2 separate regions of the Homo sapiens genome follow, and region 2 is linked to region 1. Evidence: read pairs that join two places in POLR2A ChIA-PET (ENCODE). Cell type or tissue: OCI-LY7. All regions are shown on one strand. Region 1 overlaps MAPRE2 (microtubule associated protein RP/EB family member 2). Region 2 has its middle 47 kb from the start of MAPRE2.

What was found. ChIA-PET counts read pairs that join two places held together with the same protein. Peaks named below come from ENCODE experiments on the same cell type or tissue, not always from the same donor. Only the 100,000 strongest peaks of a DNase experiment are listed, where the experiment ranks them.
Region 2: POLR2A ChIA-PET joins it to region 1 with 8 read pairs; 8 of 35 experiments call an interaction of 5 or more read pairs at or near these places.

What each region holds. Positions count from the first base shown.
Region 1 is chr18:35,045,263-35,053,262 of GRCh38, forward strand. The region is part of intron 1 of MAPRE2 (microtubule associated protein RP/EB family member 2); the gene reads left to right. Among named protein-coding and RNA genes, the nearest start is that of MAPRE2, 7.8 kb to the left of the region's middle. RefSeq lists an enhancer at 5,114-5,614. In OCI-LY7, no CTCF peak of the experiment used is centred here; no DNase peak of the experiment used is centred here; H3K4me3 peaks cover 2,420 bases; H3K27ac peaks cover 1,997 bases.
Region 2 is chr18:34,990,257-34,998,256 of GRCh38, forward strand. It overlaps a transcript of MAPRE2 not described here. Among named protein-coding and RNA genes, the nearest start is that of MAPRE2, 47 kb to the right of the region's middle. In OCI-LY7, no CTCF peak of the experiment used is centred here; no DNase peak of the experiment used is centred here.

The DNA of each region.
Region 1 (8,000 bases):
CCCCATAGCTCTGTTTCATGCAGATGCTAGTTGGAAATGAGATTTATTAACTGGCTCTCTGCCCACTGCATCTTTGTTTGTATACTCCAGGCTTTTAAGAATGAATGTATAAGTCTAGAGGACTATTTCCACATGGGTGTTTTGAGCATGCGACTACAGTAGCACATGTTTCTGAATACTTTAAAAAAAAAAATTACTTGGCCCCAGGAAATGGATTGCAGAGAAAAGCAAAACTAAAATTTAAGCCTAAAGCATTGGCCATAACATCCAGCTTTGCCAGTTTTAAAAAACATGCTGTTGTTAAGGAAAACAAAGAGAAATATCGTAATATTGTGCATGTGTGTGTGTTTTTTTGTGCACGTGTGTGTATAAAAGAGTTGTGAAAGTGTGTTCCATTCAATAGAGGCTATTGTAACATGGCTCACTTTTATCAGAACATAGGCTTCACATCACATTCCCCAAAACAGCAGTTATAGATTGCAAAAGTCTACGTTCATGTCTTTATTATGTATTTGTTAGTATCATCTAGGTTTAATACTGTCAAAGGAGGTTTTCCAAAAATAAAGATTTTTGTCCTTACTATTTTTCTTAGTGTTTGTAAAAATCAGAAGATTACTTGATGCTTTAGTACATGCCCAACTCTGGAACTTCTTTTACGGATTTTCAGAGCTTCTGTTAATGGAATGGTCTTCCGGGTGCTCTTGCTTTGGGGAGAGGCTCACTCCTGCTCTGTAGCTGGTATCTGTTGACAGTGCATTATCTTAGAGCAGTGCTGTGAGATTGTCCTCTGGAATTCAGAAGGTTGATTTCCTTATGCAGCATCTTTTCTTTATTTACAGGGACCTCTTGAAGCTGCAGTGAATAATTCTAGATTAATTGGAAGGGGAAATTTGGGACTAATTTAAATATTCTGTTTGGTTTAGAGAATTAATTAATTTTACAAATATTTGAAAGTCTGCTCTGGCCAAGGTCTGTGCTAGATGCCCCTTGAAGGATCTTGAGTCCTAGTAAAGTCCGATGGAAAACCGCTCATTTTGTAAAAGACTTACAGTGTTGGTATTTTGCTTAGTCTGATAGCGAAAGTGGTTTGCATTTCCTGAACCCCCAGTGACCCAAAGGGGGAAAAAAAGTTTCTCTGAAGTCCAGTGTGCTGTAGGAAGCTAAAAGACACTGAGAGAAACCAGAAATTTTGCTGAAAAGAATGTAGGCTTTAGGATCAGGCAGAATTTTCACTGGCCTGGCCAGGTGTGTTGGGCAGTGGTAGAAAATAAAAGCATTGAAAAGCAGGCGGGGTAGTTGGAACTTGGAAATAAGAAGCTACTGAAAGTTTATTGACTGAAGATAGTGTAATGAAAACAGATGCCTACTGCAGTGGATCTTCAGTTTTGAAATGAGAGCTAAAAGGAAAACGGGATCCCAATGCACCACTGTGTGGGTCTAGAATCACTAGAAAATACTTAATGCCATGCGAGAGCTTGAGCCCTCTAATGTGCAGAGATCAGGACTAGGTAGATGTTCTCTGGCTCAGGATGTCTTTCCTTGAGTAGAAGCAATGAATGCAGCTTTGTTCCATAATGAGACTGGTACTTAGCCCAGACAGTGGCTTTTATATTTGCAGATGCCCACTTCATAGCTATCAGTCTAACTTTTAGGAGTGGCAAGTGTGGAGAGCTGCCACTATTCTGATCTTCCCAAACAATGAACCAGGTTTCTGGTTCATTATGAAGCATCTTCCCTTGGCATTTAATGATGTAAAAAGTTCCGATGTGGCTGATGAAACTGCTCAGGACACTCCCTGTGACTTTGGGGCCAATTCCTCTGACAGTTAGAAGGTTATCACCTTGGTGGCAGACTCCAGAGTGGATGGAGTTTACCCTAAATAGTGTGTGTGTGTTTACTTCTTATTTTAGTCAATTTCACTTTAAAGGACAAATTGATTTTCTTCTCTCCTGTGAGAAGTATCTTTTTTCTACAGTGAATTAAGTTAGAATATATATCTAAGAACAGTTTTATTCTTCCTGACTTCAGGCCATCTTTCAGCTAGCTGCCTCTGTAATACTACATTGAGTATGTCAAACTTAGCCAATATCTGAAGCACTATTCCAACAGCCCTTTTTCTTTCTAACACTCCACACACATCCCATTGGTATCATACAAACCTTGTTTCTTAGCTCATTTTAAAATTCCGATTGTTTATCTTAGTGTTTCTGGCCCTTGGTCTTTATTATTAGATTGAGAGAATTCTCTCAAAGTGGAAACCTACAATTCACATAGGCAAGAAATTATGCAACATTTACCTTATAGCATAAATCAAAGAAATTTCTCCTAAATATGTTTTTATAAAATGCCTCCCCAAAGATGATCATTTACTTTAATGAAAATAAATCATTAGCAAGGTAAAGACTGAACAGAGTTTTATAGGCCACCAATAAATAATTTCTTAGTAGGTTACTTAAAAAAAAAAAAAAAACACTGTGTTTTCAGTGTCAAATCTCCCCAAGTGAATTAAGATTTTACTCACTTGAACCAGGACAGAGTTTCTTAAAGAATTACTGTCTTTTCTAAGGGAGCAGAAGTTTGTGATAAATACATGAAATGATCAAGTTGACAGCTTTGAGTGATGGTGTCCTCTAATGCTTATCTAGTTAAGAAAATATGGCAAAAACTCAAACTTTCTGTGATTTCTAGGCCTCTCTTTGTTCCAGCAGGTAAAATGACCATGCTGGAAGAATCTGATTTTAGCAATGACTTTGGAACAGAAAGACAACATGGCAAGAGGTTTAATTGGCTTACAGTTCTGCAGGCTGTATAGGAAGCTGGCACCAGCATCTGCTCAGCTTCTGGGGAGGCCTCAGGGAGCTTTCACTCATGGTGGAAGGCGAAGCGGGAGCAGGCATGTCTCATGGCCAGAGCAGAAGCAAGAGAGAGGGAGTGGAGGGGGAGGTGCCACACACTTTTAGGCAACCAGCTCATGTGAGAAGTCACTCAGTGTCATGAGGACAGCATCGAGCTATGAGGGACCCGACCCCATGACCCAAACACCTCCTACCAGGCCCCACCTCCAACACTGGGGATTTTAATTCAACACAAGATTTAGAGGGGACAACATCCAAACTATATCATATATTTATATAGTATTAACACATATACTATATATGTGTGTGTGTGTGTATTTATACATATGTACACTATAGAAAGTATATATACACATACATATATACTTTTAGAAAGTATAATTATATATGTGTTACATATAGTATTAACACATATACTACATATACTATATTCACACATATATAGTAGTAACATATATGTATTATATATGTGTGTATGTATACTATATACACATAGTATTTATAGTATTAACACATATACTATATGTGTATATGTGTTTATAGTATATGTATTAATACTATACGTACACTATACTATATATACTATTATATATAGTGTATATATAGTATATGTGTTAATACTATAACACAATGGTGAGAACTGGGCATATATAGTATGTGTTAATACTATATATAACACATATATATGTATATATAATTATACTTTCTAAGATTATACTTCCTAAAGGCATTTTGGCTATCCATAAAAATTTATACAGAAGAAAATACAAATTTTTATAGAAATTCACATTTTAATTGTGTGCAAAATCGATCCTGAAGTTTATGGCCAATGTTTGTTGTTGCGTATGACTAAAAAGATGGTGCTGTTGATGTGAGACACACTTTAGATTTCTGTGATCCTATTTCATTTTTCATAGAAGTAATACTTGTTTTTGTTTTGTTTTGCTTTAAAGACATTAATTTTTTGTTCTTTATTTAGTGTCAGCCTACCCTGGCAAAGCCCTGGGAGGTAATTTGTCAAAAACGCCAGGTAATTTGTCAAAAAACATCTCTGGGAGGCTTTCTTATGTTCACAGCTATACTTTGATTATAAACAGTGGTATCCCTGATTGAAGGGCCCTCTGTGATTCCCTGAGAGGTCTTCATTTGGTGCTGTGCAAGTCAGGAGAAAGTGAAGCTAAGTGAGCTCCTTCCCCCACTCCCTCACGCCATCTACTTCCTTTTTATCATTTTGGAGTGCCAGAAAGTGTTTTCAGGTTCTAATAATGTCATTTTTAAAATCCCCACTCTTGGGTTTTACACAATTATTGTTACATTAAAGTTTAAGCCAAAAATCCTTCTTTCAGCAGACTTACCGAGTTCCTTTAATGTGCCAACCTTCCTCCATGCTGGGCCCTTGGAATACAAAGATAAATATTGCACAGCCCTCCCTTGATAAGAACCTCCAGGGGCCTGGACAGTGGGCGAGAGTACGTGGTGGGAGGGATGTGAGATGGAGAGGTTCCCACACCTGACCCCAGAGTATACACAGGGTGTGTGTTTTGTTTTTTGCTGAGGTGTGGCTGTCATTGGTTCAGAAGTCTTCCTGATACTTGTCTGAATAAAAGTAATTTTGTGATTATTGTGTTGATACTTGGGAAGGGCAAAATTATCACTCCTATAATTTTCAAAAGCTTTCAGAAATGTAGCGTGTAAGTAAAAATGTGTGTGTACCCTACTATGACCTCTATATTTGTCTTACGAACATAGCCTTGAGGCACAAGCTTGGGCATTGTTGAGTGATTTTTGTGGCAGGAAGTTCATTTCTGCTTTTCAAAAAGTCGAGGAAAAGTAAAAGGCTTATTTATCTGTTTTGCTCTTCCAATTTTTATATTTGTATTGGTCATCACTAGGTTAAAAATATTTCAGTATGCTATTACATAAAAAGTGAAAATGAGATCATATATTCATACTTTATTCATAGAGAAACTGAAAGGATATAAACTAATAATGGTAAGAACTGGGAAGATTAATCACTGTGTACCTTTTTATGTTTTTTTTTTCTAAACTGAAACTAAATGCATTACCTCATCAATCAGTGATGTTTCAATTAGCCCTTTAATAGCATAGGTTTTTAAAATTAAATAAGTTTCAGTTTGAACTTAATGAGGTTTACATGTTGAAATATGTTAGGAAACATCTGATAGATACTCATGAACTTACCAAAGTCACATGGATGACAGTAAAGATTTGCCTAATGCAAGTACCATTCTTACATTAAACATCAGTAGTCACAAATGAAATGTGCTCCTATAGCATCTGCCTCATTTAGCCCTTTGAGGTTTCACACATAGCAATCCATAGTGGAGATTTTGTTTCATTTTCTCCAGAGTACATTGAAGCTGCCTGTGTGTTTTGTGATGCGTCCAGCCTGTTTAGTATGCTCTGTGAATCTTACACTAACTGCAAAATAATACTCTGTGAGGATTATTTTAAAATATCCTCTTTGCATTTTTGTTTTCTTCTCATTTATCAAGCTCCTGCCATTTATCAAGTACAGCAAAGGGCCCTAAAACTGAGATTGCAGGTAATTGCCAATTTTTTGGCCACTCTGAGTGCAGTCCTCTGTCCTCCTCCAACTCAGCCTAACCTCCCACCTTAGGGAACTTAATTGGGCAATATCTGGCCTTCATGTGACCCCTGTGTGTGATGACGGCCAGGAAACAAGCCATCTGCATTCACCATGCATTTCTGTTTCAGCCCTCTCACCCAGGAGTCTGGGTGAAAACTGAGAGAACCCCCAGGGAGACTGACCAATTAAGAAAAAAACAAGAACAAAGCTTTGAATATATTATCCTCAGTATAGGGACCTGCTCACTGTCAGCAACTCTGAAATAAAAAAGCTTGTGGAACTTACGAGCTGAATGTCTGCTAGAAAAGGAGGAAGCAGAAGACAGGATCATTGGGAGATGGAGTGTAATGGGAAGTGAGTGCAGCATGGAGGACAGTGAGGGTTTCTTGGGGTGAACATGCCAGCCTCTAGAGAGAGTTTAGTTCTCTGCCTCCCTACCCCCACCCCATCTCTCTCCCTGTCTTTTCAAGGGCAGAGTAAACCTTCCCTTCGACACTTGTTCTCCAAGGACAGAAGAAAATGAAGAGCTCTGTGTTAGCCTAGGCAGGGGTCTGGCAGGAGAAGGGAAACAGGACCAACAAGTCTCTCCCAAGTCCCTTAATGGGGCCTGGAATACACAGTAAATTGTTAAGTTTGAGTTTGGGAAGCCAATTTGGGAAGCCAAATTGATAAGTTTGGGTTTGGGAAGCCAATTTCTTTCCCCCTGAAATTTTTGACAGGCAGATAGCATTGTCATAACAATGACTTTAAGATGTCAGCATGTACCTATTTCCAGCCTGTATGATAAGTGTGTCACTGCTACCTCTACTCCAGTTCAAAATTTGGTCTGTACCGAAAAGGGAACCTGGATTGTCCCCTACCTCCTTTCCTAACCTCCAGGAGGACCAGTTGGGGTCCTCAAAGTGCACAGCCAGGAAGTTGCTTGAAGAGGCAGTGAGGTATAGTGGGCAAAGCTTGGCTCTGGTGTGAGACTTTTACTTTCTGTCCCAGCTCCATCCCTTTCTAGGGCAACATTTTTTTAGCCTCTCTAAGCCTCATTTTCTTACCGTGCATATGGAAATAATAGTAGCATCAACTTCCCAGGGTTCTTATGCAGATTAAATGTGTTACAGAACATAAGGTGTGCCAAACGGTGCCTGGTGCAAAGTAAATGCCTCAAAGAATGTTAGCTAGTATTATTGCTTGCAGCTTAAATCTACTCTTTTACCCTGTATTGATAAAAATCTATAATCTTTTTGTTCTAAGTACCCTGTACAATACTTTGCACATAGCAGATGTTCATTAAAAGTTCAAATTGAACCTGGAAAAAAGTCAAACAAATTATACTACAGTCTTTTTTCCCCCTCATCAACTTTATTAAGAATTTATGTACAGTAAACTGCAGCCATTTAAAGTGTCTGAGTCAGAGTTTTGGCAGTGTGTCCACCCTGAAGCCATCACCACAGTCAAGATGCAGAACATTTCCATCACCCCCAAAAGACTCCTTGTACCCTTTGCAGTCCAAATCTTCTCTGCCCAAAGCCCCAGGAGCCAGTGATCTGCTTTCTGTCACCACAGATTAGATTACATTTTATATAAATGGGATCACAGAGAATGCACTCATTAGTGTCTGACTACTTTGACTCAGCACAATGATTTTAAGATTCATCCATATGGGATGTCTCAGTAGTTCATCACTCTTTATTGCTGAGTAGTATTTCATTGTATGGCTATACCATATTTTGTTTATCTGCTCACCAGTTGATGAACATTTATGTTTCCAGTTTTTAGGAATTATGAAGCAAGTTTCTATGAATATTGTTATACAAGTCTTTGTGGAGGTGTTTTCATTTCTCTGGGGAAAATACTTAGGAGTGGAGTGATTGGGTCATATGGCTGGTGTTTAACTTTTTGAGAAACTGTTTGGCAAACAGTTGTCCAAAATGGTTGTACCATTTTACATTCCTAGCAGCACAGTATGAGAGTTCTGATTGTTTCACATCCTTGGCAACACTTACTATCAGTCTCTTAAATGTTGGCCATCCTTATGGATGTAGAATGGTATCTCATTGAGATTTTAATTTCTATTTTCATGATGACTAATGATGGGTATGTTTTCATGTGCATATTGGCCATTTGTGTGTCTTCTGTAGTAAAGTGTTCAAATCTTTTTCCATTTAAAAAAATAGGTTATCTTTTTAAATAGAATTATACACATATGTTTTGCATAATAATATAGTCTTGAATTGTATTTTAATATGTACAGGTCTTATATTCTTAACTTGAATATAAAGTCCCCCCCACACACACACACAAAAAGACCTAGTCTTTGTTCACAATGACTTTTACAGCAATTAGTTACATGGTCCATCCTCAGTAAGTACATATTAAATGAGTCTATTTAGCCCGGGCACTGTGGCTCATGCCTGTAATCCCAGCACTTTGGGAGGCTGAGGTGGGTGGATCACTTGAGGTCAGGAGTTTGAGATCAGCCTGGCCAACATGGTGAAACCCCATCTCTACTAAAAATACAAAAAATAGCTGGGAGTGGTGGC
Region 2 (8,000 bases), 55 kb before region 1:
TTCTGGAAGTCCACTGCCAAAAACTTCATTTCTTCTGCTTTGTTAAATACTAATACCTCTGGGAGGGATGGCATTTGAGGCTTGGTGTGAGGGTTGACCAGTTGGCAGGTTTTGGTAAGGGTTTAGAAGGAACAGAATGCTTGTCTGACAGGAGAGGGTAAGGAACACTAGGAAAGATATATGGTGGACTCTTGGAGAATTGATTTCTAACTCTGACAGGTGTTGGGATATTTTTGTCTGGAATCTTAATGTAGGTCATTTTTTTTCATTTAGAAAAATCCACACTTCTTATCTAAAAATCTCAGATGTGACTTTTTTCTCCAATCCTGACTCTCATCTATGATAAATTTCATCTAGCGCTACGTTCAGTGTAAACCACTGATGCCCTAGGGAATTTTTTTAGATGTTTGTTTTAAAATTTTAGACAGTCAAAAGCACAGTACTTCTACACTGATGTTTCTAAGTTATATTAAGATTTATCAGGCTGGGCATGGTGACTCATGCCTATAATCCCAACACTTTGGCAGGACAAGGCAGAAGGATCGCTTGAGGCCAGGAAATCAAGGCCAGCCTGGACAATATACTGAGACTCCATCTCTATAAAAAGAAACACACAAAAAATTAAGCAATAACTGAACTATAGGGAGCTTTCGCTGTATTCATGGATCCCTTGGTCTTTTCATTGTGGAAGGAATGTTTTGTGAACTTGGGGACAGATAATCTGATGGGGGGAGGATCAGCTCCTGAGCCTCTGCTTTTTGTTTTTCAACTTCTATTTTAGATTCAGGGGGGCACATGCAGATTTGTTACAATGGTATATTGCATGATGCTGAGGTTCGAGGTACAACTGAACACATCACCCTGGTAATGAGCATAGTATCCAACAGGTAGTTTTTCAACCCTTGTCCACCTCCTCCTGCCTCTTTCCTCCCCTCTCTTCCTCTTCTCTCTCTCTCCCAATTCCCTTTTGTAGTCCCCAGTGTCCATTGTTCCCGTCTTTACGTCTATGTGTACCCACTGTTTAGCTCCCACTTCTAAGTGAGAGTGTGCATCATTTGGTTTTCTGTTTCTGTGTTCGTTCACTGAGCCTGTTTTGAGTAACAGGAGAGACCGAGTAGAGCTTTGGAACCAAGTTGTGCTCAGAAACAAGAAACGTCTGTCCTACAGAACTATTATTTGCCTTATTTGAAAGGAACGAGAGGCTCCTGGTACTGCTTACCCACAGCTCTCACAATTAGCCACACAGACTGCAAGACTAAAGGGAGTATAATCATATTCCAGAATGCGTGGCCTTTTTTCTCCTCTTGGGAGTCTACCGCTATATTATACTTACCCATCACCATGGACACAGCTCCAGGAGCATTGTGAATTGGAGTTAGGTTCATCTCTTTTGTGGAAGAGTATGTCAGGCTGTCTTTCTGGAATCTCTTATCTGAGTGTCTGTGATGATGCTATTCATGGTAATTTGCCCAGACCTGGGACCTTGGGTGGGGTTTGTTAGGAGTCATCTGGCACCTTTAGAGTATAACTTGTTGAGCAATCTGACGCAGGTAAGCCATGCGGGATAGGTAAAACAATTGTTGTGTTCTGTGCTCTATAATATCAAGTCATATTTTGAGTCATATTTTCCCATGGAGTTTGTGGCCCATCCCAATGGGAAGAGATTTTTAACACTATGTTCTTGTGAGGCCTAGTGGTGTTTTAAGGGTTGCTATTGGAATCTGAAAGCTGTGTGAATTTTTTCGTTTTTTATGTTTTGGGTTTTCTTTTAACATTAAAGAATGATTCATAGCCCTGAGCTTTGTTACCACCCTGTTAATAATTTTGTGTGACTTTGGTTGAGCGACTTTTGGACGCTGATTTCTCTAGCTGAAAAATTATGTAAATATTGTTACTATCATGAGTAGAGGCTCTAGAGATTAAAAAAATTAAAACAGCAAAAGTATTACAGACAAGTAAAATTAGAGAAATGATAAAGTGGAGACAGCAATAGCTACTAAAATATTCAAAAGAAAACATGAAGTAAGACAAAGAATGGTTGTCTCCAACTACCCCTCTTAGTTCAAAGTCTGTGCAATGATCTTCACTCAAAACTTTTGCAAGTTGAGCACATCATTCTTATTGTTCTTTATTATATGAACAATAAGTTAATTTGAACTGATTGTCAAGGGACCTAGTTCTTGCCCCAGCTGTGCTTAAAGTACAATCTAAGCCAACTCAATTCACTTTTGTGACCTCTGGTCTCATAATAAAATGAAAGCATCCTACATAACTTTACCCATCCACTCTCCACAAAATATCCCAGTGCTGTGAAAGGTGTTTGTTAATTCATTTTCTTATAATAAAATATAATAGAAAATAGAGTGGGAACTATATTTTTTTCCTTTGGGGAATCCATAAATTACATTTTAAACGTGAGGAAAACATGCAGTTTTGATAGTCCATTAGCACATTGAATTCTTTAAATTGGAATAGGCAGATGCAGTGATAAGTTTAAACATCCATTTAACATATGGAGAATGCCATTATAGCTGTTCAAAATACGAAAGCGGTGTGATTTCCGGCAGATCAGACACATTTTAAAAAGCACCCACTCAGAAAACTTCCTGAGCTCACGTTTCCCTGTGCATGTGGTTTTTAGTGTTGGGTTGTCTCTCCCTCATAGGCTGACAAATAAAGAGTCCATATATCATATCCCATTAGCGATAAGGGAAGACATGGAAAAAGCAGAACCACTGATGGAGCCCAGGAGTGAGTTGGATTGTGCTGCCTCAAAATACAGGTCAAGACACTAAGGCCTGAATCTTGTGATTTTGTGCTACTGCACAATTACTGGACACTGATTTATTTATAAATGAATGAATGAGTGAGACAGGATCTCACTCTTGCTCAGATTGGATTGCAGTGATACAGACATAGCTCACTGCAGCTTCAAACTCCCGGGCTCAAGTGACCCTCCCAAGTAACTGGCAATATAGGTGTATACCACCATTCCCGCCTTTTTTTTTTTTTTTTTTTTTACTTTTAATAGAGGCAAGGTCATGTTTTGTTGCCCAGGGTGGTCTAGATCTCCTCGGCTCAAGGGATTTTCCTGCCTCTGCCTTCCAAAGTGTTGGGATTACAGGCATGAGCCATTGTGCCTGGCCCAGGCACTGATACAGCACCTGCCTGAGGCACTAGATCATGCAAGAACAAGAAGAAAATAGACTTAAAACACAGGGAGTGAACCAACTATAACAACCTTTTCTTTGAGCCTAATCAAAGGGACTTCCCCTTTTTAAGACTGTAGTTGAGTCATGCTTGTGAGTATAGAAAGACCATACATCAACAGTTGTGAACAGAAGTCGGAATCATTTCTTCTCTTATGGCCCTGGCACCTAAAAGTTAATGCCAAATGATGCCCAAAGAGGGGTCTGTGATGAGCAAAGCCTTCTCCTGGCCAGGCCGTGGTGTTACTGTACTCTGGACCAGAGGTACAGCTCCATGACACTTTCTCACTCCTGATGGGAACAAATGAAGCTAGTTGTGTTCTACCCATTTTGAATGTCTGGCATAATCAGAGGGTTGACAGAGAGGGTCTCACAAAATCAGTACATAATTCTTGAAATATATGCCCTTCATTATTTATGTCGAATAACAAATTAAATGAATCCTAGTGTTTTAGAGCTGAGAGCAACCTTGGAGATGATCTCATTTAATGCCATTTTATAGAGGAAAAACTGAGGCATGGATTTTCTTTTTTTTTTTTTTTTTTTTTACTGAAACCACTAGTAATTGCAAAGTTTTAAATGTTTATAGCACATCATTTGCTTTTGACATTGCTTTGCAGATCATCTGAGCTGCTTCCTGGCTCTCCAGTACATTGTACTAACTGGGAGGATGGGGAGACATTTGCTGTCCCCATGGGGAATGAAAAAGGAAACCATGTGGGATGGGGAGGGGCAAGAAAGAAGAAAAACAAGCTTCTCTAGGCTCCAAAAAATTTGAAGGAAATAAAGATATTAAGCACTTGTTAGATGAAGTGATAGCTACAAAACACGTAATCTGTACAACAATCTTATGAGCACTATTCAACATTAAGCTAACAGAAGAAGTCTCAGTTGTGGTCAAAAAATAGTTTTGTTTTTTGGCTTCTGTTTTTTGCTTTTTTTTTTCTTTTCCTAGGCTGCCAACCTTAGAGAAATGATGGTCAAACTGGGGCTGCCAAGGTCATGTATTACAGAAGAGGCAGCAAAAAAGGCCTTGGCAGGGCCAGAAAGGCCAGAGAAGGTCCTGTTCCAAGGATTTCTTGGGGCCCTTTTCATCGAGGCCGCATCCACATGATCCCTGAAGATAGGTATTCCCTCCCATTCTGTTTAAGCTGTTAGTTTTCCCTAGATTTAATTCTATTGTAATATTTTATATCCCTATAATCAGGAGATATTTTCAAATTCAATAATAATAATGATAAATTTAATAAGTATTTTCCATGTACATAGAAATTTATAGTTGCTAAAGAATTTTTATATGTAACAGCAGCTCTTTAAGGAGCTGTACTTTACAGAAAACTGTAAAAACTGGGTCCCAGAGTTTAAGTGGCATGCCCAAAGTCACATAATTGGGAAAACCTCAAACCCAGGGGATGATACCCCAAGTCCCAATGCTCTTTATACCAGGCAGCTTTACAAATGATAGTTGAATTCTCAGGGTAGCCCTCAAAGATCCCTTTAACCCATAAAAGTATTAACTTATACCAGTATGTTAACCTCTAACCAACTCATATTTCCATAGAAACATGCATTGGGTTTTAAAAACTTAGGTAAATACATTTTCTGGACACATCTCCCTGTAGGTGAGGACTCCTGATATTCTAGCATCAGTGGGCGCTTCTTTTCCCTCAGTTTGAAAATGCAAGTGCACCAAGAGAGGAATGTTATTATAAAGTATGGGCAATCTCAAATTCATTTTGAGCCTGACACTTTTAGGCAGAATAATGGTCCCAGTATGGTATACAGTTGTGGAATCAAGTAATGCAGTTTTTAAGTTTTTTAGCTCATTGTTTGCTAGTCACAGAATTTGGCAGGACTTCCAAGCATCTTCCTATCTCTCAAGCACACTGGATATATGTGTGGCAGCTTCATCTGATCCAATTGCCTACACAAGAAAATAACAGTGGCTTCACTGAGGGTGCTCATGTAACAAGATCCAGAGACAGCCATTTGAGTCAGCAGAGGAAAAAATAACAAATTTTTGTTAAAACACTCTCTAATGCATTTGCACAAACTAGTTAATCAATTAAATACATATCATCTTCAAAAGGGGAGAACTTCCCTAAGAACCTGGAACTCTGGGTGAGTATGTTACCACTGGGGGCTAGGAATAATTGCAGGAAGGAGGAGCAAGAAAAAAGTGGTGTGCACCAAGGATGGACTTCACATCCTTAGTTTTGCTTGCTTGGGGGTAAGGTCTAAGCTATATGTTTGTGTCCATTGTTTGGTAGTAAGGTCTAAGCTATACATTAGTTTATCTCAGTTGGGATCATGTGAGTGAATGGCTCCTTTACCAAGCGCATGTTAATCTGTCACCATAGCAGATTCTAGAAAGAGCCTGAAGCACAGAGAGTGTGTGTGTGTGCCTTGCAACTCAAGGTGTGGTCTTTAGACCAGCAGCATCACCTAGAAGATTTTAGAAAGGCGGATTCTCACACCCCTCAACGGCTAGACGTACTGAATCATAACCTGCATTGTAACAAAATTCCCAGGTGATTCATAAAGTCAGGAAAGCGCTGTCACAGATGAACCTGATAGTTAAAATGCTTGTTTTCCTCTAATTTTCAGAATGAGAAAAACAAATGATCTTCAAACTCTATATGCTCCCCAAGAAAACAGCAGTCAGGAATTTTTCCACCCCTGCTGTCAATATCATTGCCTTCACAGCCCTGTGATATGATTATTTTGTGTTTATTACCTCGGCGGTCCTAAACCTTTTTGGCACCAGGGACCAGTTTTGTGGAAGACAATTTTTCCATAGACTGGGGGTAGGGTGGAGGATGAGGGATGGTTTCGGGATGAAACTGTTCCACCTCAGATCATCAAGCATTAGATTTTCATAAGCAGCGGGCAACCTAGATCCCTCATGTGCACGGTTCACAATAGTGTTCGCACTCCTATGAGAATCTAATGCTGCAGCTGATCTGACAGGAGGCAGAGCTTAAGTGGTTACCCAACTAGACTTAAGTCCTGGGTGGCTGTTCTGTGTCTTGTTCACCCTTAGAATCCCAGCACCCAACATGGTACCTGGAATCTAATAGGTGTGTATGGTGGTACTCAAGAGTCCCAGCTTCAAAGTACAACAAACATGGGTTGGAAGCTTCAGTTCATACATCTATGAGATGGGATAAAGAATAACACCTCTTATAGGGTTATTGGGAGGAGTAAATGAGCTGATGCACCAGAGCCCCTGATGTACTGTAGCTACTCATAAGTGGCTAATATGTTGAACAAATGAAAGAATAGAAACCTTGTATACGAAGTCTTCAGAGGTCTGAAATGTGGTGCCCTGTTGCTTCAAATATATGAAATTGAATTTAAAAACAATATGCAAAGGAAGCCTGATAAACATAAGAAAACGGTAGAATAGATCCATGAGAAAAGCCTGTGATTTGGAATCACAAGACCAGTGTTTGGGTTTCAACTCTCCCCTTTACTAGCTGTGTGATCTCATGCAAGAAACAAGCTTCCTGAGCCTCAGTTTCTTCACCTAAAGAGTGGAGTTAGTAATCCTCTTCTTTTCATGGCGTTATGCTTAAAAAAGGGGGGTGGGAGGTTTACAACTTGCAACATTCATTCATTATTCATTTTTGTATCCCTTATTCATTTTTGTATCCTCCTTATTCATTTTTGTATCCCTACCTCTCCTGACAAATAGTGATGCTCAATAATGCCTGTTTGCTCCAATGGATTACAGCATAAACTCTCAAGGGGAATGAAAATTGGATATTGCAATGGCTTGTGGCCTCCAAAGGTTAAACTTTATGGACAAAATCTTATTCCATAGCATTTAGGGGATCCTAAAGGATTTCTTAGCATCCTTAGGGGATACAAAGACTCCTTGTGAGTGGGGAGGAGGAGTGAGGAAGATGATTTTTAAAAACTTTGAGAAGCACAATTAGAGCTCTGACTCTTCAACTTGGTACCACATGAGAGCTCTTCAGGAAAAAGCATAAGGAGAGAAAAGCAGCTAACTAAAAGGCAAGCAGAGTGAACCTCTAGAAGAAGTAATAAAAGAATTACCATTTCAGCTGGGCACAGTGGCTAACACTTGTAATCCCAGCACTTTGGGAGGCTGAGGCGGGCGGATCCCCTGAGGTAAAGAGTTCGAGACTAGCCTGGCCAACATGGTGAAACCCCGTCTCTACTAAAAATACAAAAATTAGCCTGGCGTGGTGGCAGGCACCTGTAATCCCAGCTATTCGGGAGGCTGAGGCAGGAGAATCTCTTGAACCCAGAAGGCTGAGGTTGCAGTGAGCTGAAATTGCACCACTGCACTCCAGGCTGGGCTACAAGAGTGAGACTCCGTCTCAAACAAATAAACAATCAAAATGAATTACACTTTCAAGATCTGGGTGATGTGATATATATAAAATAATTTTGCAAAACTAAGAGCTATAAACAAGTATAATTACTAAAGGAAAAGCCTTTAAGAAATATTTTCAAGTTGTATATGTTACCTGGATTTATTTCCATTAATATATTGATTTCCCCAGTAGTTGTTTTAATCCCTGACAGTGTAATTGGGGTATCGGCTCCACAACTTCACTGGGATATTTCCCAGTTGAGTGGAATTTAGCATGAATTTTTTTTCTATCAAGGAATTTAGTTACTGATGTGGCCCCCAAACCTTTTGAAAGTAGATTCCTTTGTAAGGCAGACCCCACAGCAGGGAGCCCAAGAGCAAGGCTGTTTGTTGTTATGTCAGCATCCTGGGGTCTTCACATTGGCTCAAACAGGAAACTTATGGAC